2 separate regions of the Homo sapiens genome follow, and region 1 is linked to region 2. A link is an interaction called in ENCODE POLR2A ChIA-PET data of the cell type or tissue named here. Cell type or tissue: GM12878. All regions are shown on one strand. Links, peaks and the distances in the headings refer to the core of each region. The heading gives the core; the rest is flanking DNA. Region 1 overlaps PHACTR4 (phosphatase and actin regulator 4). Region 2 has its middle 6.4 kb from the start of RAB42.

Region 1 (4,515 bases), core at 276-4,275, 220 kb after region 2:
TGGAGTGCAGTGGCACGATCTCAGCTCACTGCAACCTCCGCCTCCAGGTTCAAGCAATTCTCCTGTCTCGGCCTTTCAAGAAGCCAGGACTATAGGCATGCACCACCATGCCTGGCTAATTTTTGAATTTTTAGTAGAGATGGGGTTCTACCATGATGGCCAGGCTGGTCTCAAACTCCTGACCTCTGGTGATCCACCTGCCTCGGCCTACCAAAGTGCTGAGATTACAGGCATAAGCCACTGTTACTGGCCCTGAATGACTTTTGAGTAAATAATGAAATTAAGGCAGAAATCAAGAAGTTCTTTGAAACTAATGAAAACAAAGATATATCATACCAGAATCTCTGGGACACAGCTAAGGCAGTGTTAAGAGGGATATTTAGAGCACTAAGTATCCACATCAAAAAGTTACAAAGATCTCAATTTAACAACCTAACATTACAACTAAAAGAACTAGATAACCAAGAGCAAATCAATCCCAAAGCTAGCAAAAGAGAATAATCAGTATCAGAGCTGAACTGAAGGAGATTGAGACACTGAAAACTCATTCAGAAGATCAACAAATCCAGGAGGGATTTGGGTTTTTTGTTTTATTTTATTTATTTATTTGTTATTATTTTTTGAGATAGAGTCTCACTCTGTTGTCCAGGCTGGAGCACAGAGGTGCAGTCTTGGCTAACTGCAACCTCCACCTCCCAGGTTGAGGCGATTCTCATGCCTTAGGCTCCCAAGTAGTTGGGATTACAGGTGTGCACCACCATGCATGGCTAATTATATTCTTAGTAGAGATGGGGTTTTGCCATGTTGGCCAGGCTGGTCTGAAACTCCTTGCCTCAAGGGATCCATCCACCTTGGCCTCCCAAAGTGCTGGGATTACAAGCATGAGCCCTTGCGCCTGGTGGAGTTGGGTCTTTGAAAAAAGTAATACAACAGACTGCTAGCTAGACTAATAAAGACAAAAAGAGAGAAGATTCAAATATAATCACAATCAGAAATGAAAAGGGGCTATTACCACTGACCCCACAGAAATACAAATAACCATCTGATAATATTATGAACACCTCTATGTACATAAACTAGAAAATCTAGAAAAAATGGATAATTCCTAGACACATACACCCTCCCAAGACTGAACCAGGAAGAAATTGAATCCCTGAACAGACCAATAACGAGCTCTGAAACTGAGTCAGTAATAAATAGCCTATCAGCCAAAAAGAGCCCAGGACCGGATGGATTCACAGCTGAATTCTACCAGATGTACCAAGAAGAGCTGGTACCATTCCTGCTGAAACCATTCCAAAAGAATGAAGAGGAGGGACTCCTTCCTAACTCATTCTATGAGGCCAGCATCATCCTGATACCAAAACTTGGCAGAGACACAACAAAAAAAAGAAAACTTCAGGTCAACATTCTTGATGAATATCAATGCAAAAATCCTCAACAAAATACTGGCAAATCAAATCCGCAGCACATCAAAAAGCTTACCCACCACAATCAAGTAGGCTTTAGCCCTGGGATGCAAGGTTGGTTCAACATATGCAAATTCGTAAATATGATTCATCACATAAACAGAACTAAAGACAAAAACCACATGATTATCTCAACAGATGCATTAAAGGCTTTCGATAAAATTCAATACCACTGCACGTTAAAAATTCAATGAAGTAGGTATTTAAGGGCATCTAAATAGGAAGAGAGGAAGTCAAACTATCTTTGTCTGTAGACAACATGACCCTGTATCCAGAAAACCTCATGGTCTCAGCACAAAAGCTCCTTAAGCTGATAAACAACTTCAGCAAAATTTCAGGATACAAAATCAACGTGAAAAATCACTAACATTCCTATACCTCAACAACAGTCAAGCTGACTGCCAAATCAGGAACACAATCCCTTTCACGACTGCTACACACACACACACAAATACCTAGGAATACAGCTAACCAGGGAGGTGAAAGATCTCTACAAAGAGAACTACAAAACACTGCTCAAAGAAATCAGAGATGACACAAACAAATGGAAAAACGTCCCATGCCTATGGATAGGAAGAATCAATATTGTTAAAAGGGCCGCACTGCTCTAAGAAATGTATAGATTCCATGCCATTCCTATTAAAATACTATTGACATTCTTCATAAAACTAGAAAAAAAAATTATTTTAAAATTCATATGGAACCAAAAGAGCCAAGGAAATCCTAAGCAAAAAGAACAAAGCTGGAGGCATCATGCTATCCAACATCAAACTATACCACAGGGCTACAGTAACCAATACAGCATGGTACTGGTACAAAAAAAGACACATAGACCAATAGAACAGAATGGAGAACTCAGAAATAAAGGCCACACACCTACAAGTATCTGATCTTTGATAAGCCAGACAAAAATAGGCAATGAGGAATTCCCCATTCAATAAATGGTGCACGAGGCCAGGCGCGGTGGCTCATGCCTGTAATCCCAACACTTTGGTAAGCCAACGTGGGTGGATCACTTGAGGTCAGGAGTTCGAGACCAGCCTGACCAACATGGTGAAACCCTGTCTCTACTGAAAATACAAAAATTAGCCAGACATGGTGGCGGGGCCTGTAGTCCCAGCTACTCAGTAGGCTGAGTCAGGAGAATCACTTGAATCCAGGAGGCAGAGGTTGCAGTGAGCCAAGATCGTGCCACTGTACTCCAGCCTGGGCAACAGAGCGAGACTCTGTCTAAAAATAAATAAATTAATAATAATAAACAGTGCTGGGATAACTGGCTAGTATGCAGAAGATTGAAAATGGATCCCTTCCTTACTCTATATACAAAAATTAACCTAAGACAGATTAAAGACTTAAATGTAAAACCCGAAACTACAAAAACCCTGGAAGACAAGCTAGGCAATACCATTCTGGACATAAAAATGGGCAAAAATTTCATGATAGGCCGGGCGCGGTGGCTCACGCCTGTAGTCCCAGCACTTTGGGAGGCTGAGGCGGGCGGATCACGAGGTCAGGAGATCGAGACCATCCCGGCTAGCACGGTGAAACCTTGTCTCTACTAAACATACAAAAAATTAGCCAGGCGTGGTGGCATGCGCCTGTAGTCCCAGCTACTCGGGAGGCTGAGGCAGGAGAATGGAGTGAACTCAGGAGCCGGAGCTTGCAGTGAGCCAAGATCGTGCCACTGCACTCCAGCCTGGGCAACAGAGGGAGACTCTGTCTCAAAAAAAAAAAAAATTTCATGACAGAGACACCAAAAGCAATTACTACAAAAGCAAAAATTGATAAATGGGGTCTAATTAAAGAGCTCCTGCACAGAAAAGGAAACTATCAACAGGGTGAACAAACAACCTACAGAATGGGAGAAAATTTTTGCAAACTATGCATCTGACAAAGGTCTAATATCCAGCATCTACAAGGAACTTAAACAAATTTGTAAGAAGAAAACTAAACAACCCCATTAAAGAGTAGGCAAAGGGCTGGGCGCAGTGGCTCACGCCTGTAATCCCAACACTTTGGGAGGCCAAGGCAGGTGGATCACTTGAGGCCAGGAGTTCGAGACCAGCCTGGCCAACATGTTGAAACCTCATCTCTACTAAAAATACAAAAATTAGCCTGGCGTGGTGGTGTAGTCATCCCAGCTACTCAGGAGGCTGAAGCACAAGAATCATTTGAAGCTGGGAAGCAGAGGTTTCAGCGAGCCAAGATTGTGCCATTGCACTCCAACCTAGACAACAGAGCAAGACTCTGTCTCAAAAAGAAACAAGAAAAAAGTCGGCAAAGGACATGAACTGACATTTTTCAAAAGAAGACATACATACAGCCAACAATCATATGAAAAAAGCTCAACATCACTGACCATTAGAGAAATGCCAATCGAAATGACAATGAGATACCATCTTATACCAGTCAGGATGACTAGTATTAAAAAGTAAAAAAATAGGCCAGGCCAGGCGCAGTGGCTCATGCCTGTAATCCCAGCACTTTGGGAGGCTGAGGCGGGCGGATCACGAGGTCAGGAGATCGAGACCATACTGGCTAACATGGTTTAACTGCGTCTCTACTAAAAACACAAAAAATTAGCCAGGCGTGGTGGCATGCACCTGTAGTCCCAGCTACTCGGGAGGCTAAGGCAAGAGAATCGCTTGAACCCGGGAGGCGGAGGTTGCAGTGAGCTGAGATCACGCCACTGCACTCCAGCCTGGGTGACAGAGCAAGACTCCGTCTCAAAAAAAAAAAAAAGGCCAGGCGCAGTGGCTCACGGCTGTAATCTCAGCACTTTAGGAGGCCGAGGCGGGCAGATCACGAGGTCAGGATTTCAAGACCAGACTGCCAACATGGTGAAACCCTGTCCCTACAAAAATACAAAAATTAGCCGGGCGTGGTGGTGTGGGCCTGTAATCCCAGCTACTGGAAAGGCTGAGAGGAGAATTGCTTGAACCCGGGAGGCAGAGGCTGCAGTGAGCCGAGATCACTCCACTGCACTCCAGCCTGGGTGACAGAGCAAGACTCTGTCTCGGAAAAAAAAAAAAAAAATTCAAAAAAT
Region 2 (4,212 bases), core at 1-4,000:
GTGCCCATGCCTTGGAGGCTGCTGTGTGTTGTGTGTGTGTTGCAGGCTGTAGTGTGGGAGGCCCAGCAGGCTGGTTCCAAGCTTTCCACTTTTCTTCAGTCTGCATAACATCTTTCTTAACTGTTGGACATTTTTAGGGCTCTGAGAAACATTCCGTCAGATGAGGATTCTAATGCTCAAAACAGATAAAAAGTTTTGAAAACCACTGCACACACACACACACACACACACACACATTAAAAAAAAACACACACACACACCACTGCAGAGCCTTTGGGAACCCCTGAAGTTTCAGATGAAGGAGTGGTGTAACTATGTTTGCATGTTAAAAGCCTCTCTGGCTGCCAGTGTGGAAGGTGGAATTGGAAGCAGGCAGGAGGGATACTAGCCGGAAGTTGCTACAGTTTTTTGGACTAAAGGTGATAAGATTTGAGTCCGGGTGTGGTGGCTCACACCTGTAATCCCAGCACTTTGGGAGGCCAGGGCAGGTGGATCACCTGAGGTCAGGAGTTCGAGACCAGCCTGGCCAACATAGCGAAACCTTGTTTCTACTAAAAATACAAAAATTAGCCGGGCGTGGTGGCATGTGCCTGTAATCTTAGCTACTCGGGAGGCTGAGGCAGGAGAATAGCAGGAACCCAGGAGGTGGAGGCTGCAGTGAGCCAAGATCATACCACTGCACCCCAGTCTGGGCGACAAGAGTGAGACTCCATCTAAAAAAAAAGACTTGAGACGTTTTCCCAAGAAGGAGTTAACCAAAAGACAGGGGCAGGGTCTGGCTGTAACAACAGGATGAGTTCCAAGGACACAGAAGGAGCCATCTGGGACCAGGGAGCCATCCTGGAAAGAATCCCCTGTGCCTGCATGGCGTGAAGCTGGGAGGAGGAAAGCAGAGTTAAGCTAGGGTCTTACAATTACCTGGAGTTACAAAAGAAGGGGCCTTCAGAGGTCATCCAATGTGGCCCTTATTTTACAGATAATGCTGAGATCTGGAGAGGTCGTGTGACCTGTCCAAGGTCACTAGGCAGGTCAGGACTCAGACCTGTGCCCTTAGTCCAGTGTCCATCCTTCTAAATGGCCTCCAAGGCCCCTTCTCTTGACCCCTCCCTTCCTGGTGGATGAGTTCTCTCCTTGGCCCTCAGGGTTGGGGTGGCACCACAGGCGCGTGCCATCACGCCCGGCTAATTTTTTATATTTTTTGGTAGAAACGGGGCTTCATGGTGTTAGCCAGGATGGTCTCGATCTCTTGACCTCGTGTTCCACCCGCCTCGGCCTCCCAAAGTGCTGGGATTACACGCGTGAGCCACCGCGCCCGGCCTATTATCCCCATTTTTAAATCACTGAGGCTTAGAAAGATAAAGTGAGTTAGTCAGGGTCCCACTGTTAGTGGAACTGAGATTCAAACCAGGTTTGACAGCAAAGCCTGTCCTATTTTTGGCAGCTGGGATAATGTGGTTAAAAGGAAGTGATGTCTACCTGAGTGTTGCAGGCAGATCAGATAACACAGGGAGAGAGAGAGAGCTGGGACTTTCCCGGCACAGAAAACAGCATATGCGAAGTCCAGAGCTGCACCTGGTTCAGAATTTGGCCGCCTGGGCCAGTGGTTAGAGATGATGCAGCTGGCTCCAGGTGATGAAAGGCTTGGATTAGAGCAAAAGGATTTGGATTTTATGCTGTAGGTGTGGGGCCATAGGAGGATTCTAGCAGGGAGGCGGCCAAGCCAAAACTGTCCTTTAAAAAGATCCCTCTGGGTCAGTGTGGATGCTGAATTACAGGAGAACCTAGAGGCCTGAGACTCAAAAGGAGTGGCACAATGTACACTGGTGCCTCTGCCTTTCCTGTAGCCTGGGCTCGCTCTGCTTGTGCAGGCACACACCCATCAAAGCCACTTACAGCCTCTCGAGATTTTGCCACACTGAGGGGGATAGTGAGGGTAGGACTGGAGCGCTGAAGTTTGAGAAAGGACCCACCCTGGGGCTGGCCTGAGGCAGTGGACAAGATTATTGGAGCTGGCCTGGGTTCATCACTTTAGCCACATGAGTTTTCTGTCTTGGAGCTGAGGTCTGTGAAATGGACAAGATCAGCCCAACCTCACGGGGTTGCTGTGGGTTTAATAATAAGCCTCTGGTAGGGCCGGGCACGGTGGCTCACACCTGTAATCCCAGCACTTTGGGAGGCCGAGGCGGGCGGATCACGAGGTCAGAAGATTGAGACCATCCTGGCTAACATGGTGAAACCCCATCTCTACTAAAAATACAAAAAATTAGCTGGGCGTGGTGGCACGCACCTTTAGTCCCAGCTACTCAGGAGGTTGAAGCAGGAGAATCGCTTGAACCCCGGAGGCAGAGGTTGCAGTGAGCCGAGATTGCGCCACTGCACTCCAGCCTGGGTGACAGAGCAAGACTCCGCCTCAAAATAATAATAATAATAAGCCTCTGACGGACCAGGCACTTTGGGAGTGGCTCATGCCTGTAATTCCAGCACTTAGGGAGGCCAAGGCAGGTGGATAACATGAAGTCAGGAGTTCAAGTCCGGGCTGACCAACATGCAGAAACCCCATCTCTACTAAAAATATAAAATTAGCCAGGTGTGGTGGCGCATGCCTATAATCCCAGCAACTAGGGAGGCTGAGGCAGGAGGATCGCTTGAACCTGGGAGGCGGAGGTTGCAGTGAGCAGAGATCGTGCCATTGCACTCCAGCCTGGGCAACAAGAGTGAAACTCTGTCTCAAAAAAAAAAAAAATTGATGAAGCATCTGGGCGCAGTGGTTCACGCCTGTAATCCCAGCACTTTGGGAGGCCAAGGCGGGTGGATCACCTGAGGTTGGGAGTTCGAGACCAGCCTGGCCAACATGGTGAAACCCTGTCTCTACTGAAAATACAAAAGTTAGCCTGGTGTGGTGGCACACACCTGTAGTCCCATCTTCTTGGGAGGCTGAGGCGGGTGGATCACGAGGTCAGAAGATCGAGACCATCCTGGCTAACATGGTGAAACCCCATCTCTACTAAAAATACAAAAAATTATCTGGGCGTGGTGGCGTGCGCCTGTAGTCCCAGCTACTCAGGAGGTTGAGGCAGGAGAATCGCTTGAACCCAGGAGGCAGAGGTTGCAGTGAGCCGAGATTGCGCCACTGCACTCCAGCCTGGGTGACAGAGCAAGACTCCACCTCAAAGTAATAATAATAAGCCTCTGACGGACCAGGCACGGTGGCTCATGCCTGTAATCCCAGCACTTTGGGAGGCCGAGGCAGGCAGAGTACCTCAGTTCGGGAGTTCGAGACCAGCCTGGCCAACATGGTGAAACACTGAAAATACAAAAGTTAGCCTGGTGTGGTGACACACACCTGTAGTCCCAGCTTCTTGGGAGGCTGAGGCAGGAGAATCGTTTGAACCCAGGAGGCAGAGATTGCAGTGAGACGAAATCGCCCCACTGCACTCCAGCCTGGGCGACAGAGCAAGACTCTGTCTCAAAAAAAAAGAAAGAAAATTGATGAAGGAGACCAGGTACAGTGGCTCACACCTGTAATCCCAGCACTTTGGGAGGCTGAGGCAGGAGGATTGATTGAGGCCAGGAGTGTGAGACCAGCCTGGGCAACATAGTGAGACCCTGTCTCTGCAAATAATTTAAAAGTTAGCTTTGTGAAGTGCACCTGTAGTCCCAGCTACTTGGGAAGCTGAGGTGGGAGGATCACTTGAGCCCAGGAGGTCGACATTGCAGTGAGGTGTGATTGCATCACTGCACTCCAGCCTGGGCAACAGAGCGAGACCCTGTATCTAAGGAAAAAAAAAAAAAAACGATGAAGGAATGAAAAGATACCCTAAAGCAAGTAATTTTCCTCTCCTGGCCCCAGCTTTCTTATCTGTGAAATGGGGATGATTGTGCCAACCTCACCACGTCACAAGGATGAATAAGGATGTTTAAAAAGAAGAGGCAGGTCATGTGCAACAACATGGATGGAACTGGAATTATAAGTGAAAAAAGCCAGGCACAGAAAGACAAACTTTTTACATTCTCACTTACTTATGGGAGCTAACAATTAAAACAATTGAACTCATGGAGATAGAGTAGAATGATGGTGACCAGAGGCTGGGAAGGGTAGTGGTGGGGGGAAGTGGGTATGGCTAATGAGTACAAAAACATAGTTTTTATTTTTATTTTATTTTTATTTATTTGTTTTTTGAGATGGAGTCTCGCTCTATCGCCCAGGCTGGA

Evidence for each region. ChIA-PET counts read pairs that join two places held together with the same protein. Peaks named below come from ENCODE experiments on the same cell type or tissue, not always from the same donor. Only the 100,000 strongest peaks of a DNase experiment are listed, where the experiment ranks them.
Region 1: POLR2A ChIA-PET joins it to region 2 with 7 read pairs; 12 of 35 experiments call an interaction of 5 or more read pairs at or near these places.

What each region holds. Positions count from the first base shown.
Region 1 is chr1:28,380,999-28,385,513 of GRCh38, reverse strand. The region is part of intron 1 of PHACTR4 (phosphatase and actin regulator 4); the gene reads right to left. Among named protein-coding and RNA genes, the nearest start is that of PHACTR4, 14 kb to the right of the region's middle. In GM12878, for the core only: no CTCF peak of the experiment used is centred there; no DNase peak of the experiment used is centred there.
Region 2 is chr1:28,596,589-28,600,800 of GRCh38, reverse strand. It overlaps a transcript of RAB42 not described here. Among named protein-coding and RNA genes, the nearest start is that of RAB42, 6.4 kb to the right of the region's middle. RefSeq lists an enhancer at 1,147-1,728. In GM12878, for the core only: no CTCF peak of the experiment used is centred there; no DNase peak of the experiment used is centred there; H3K27ac peaks cover 969 bases.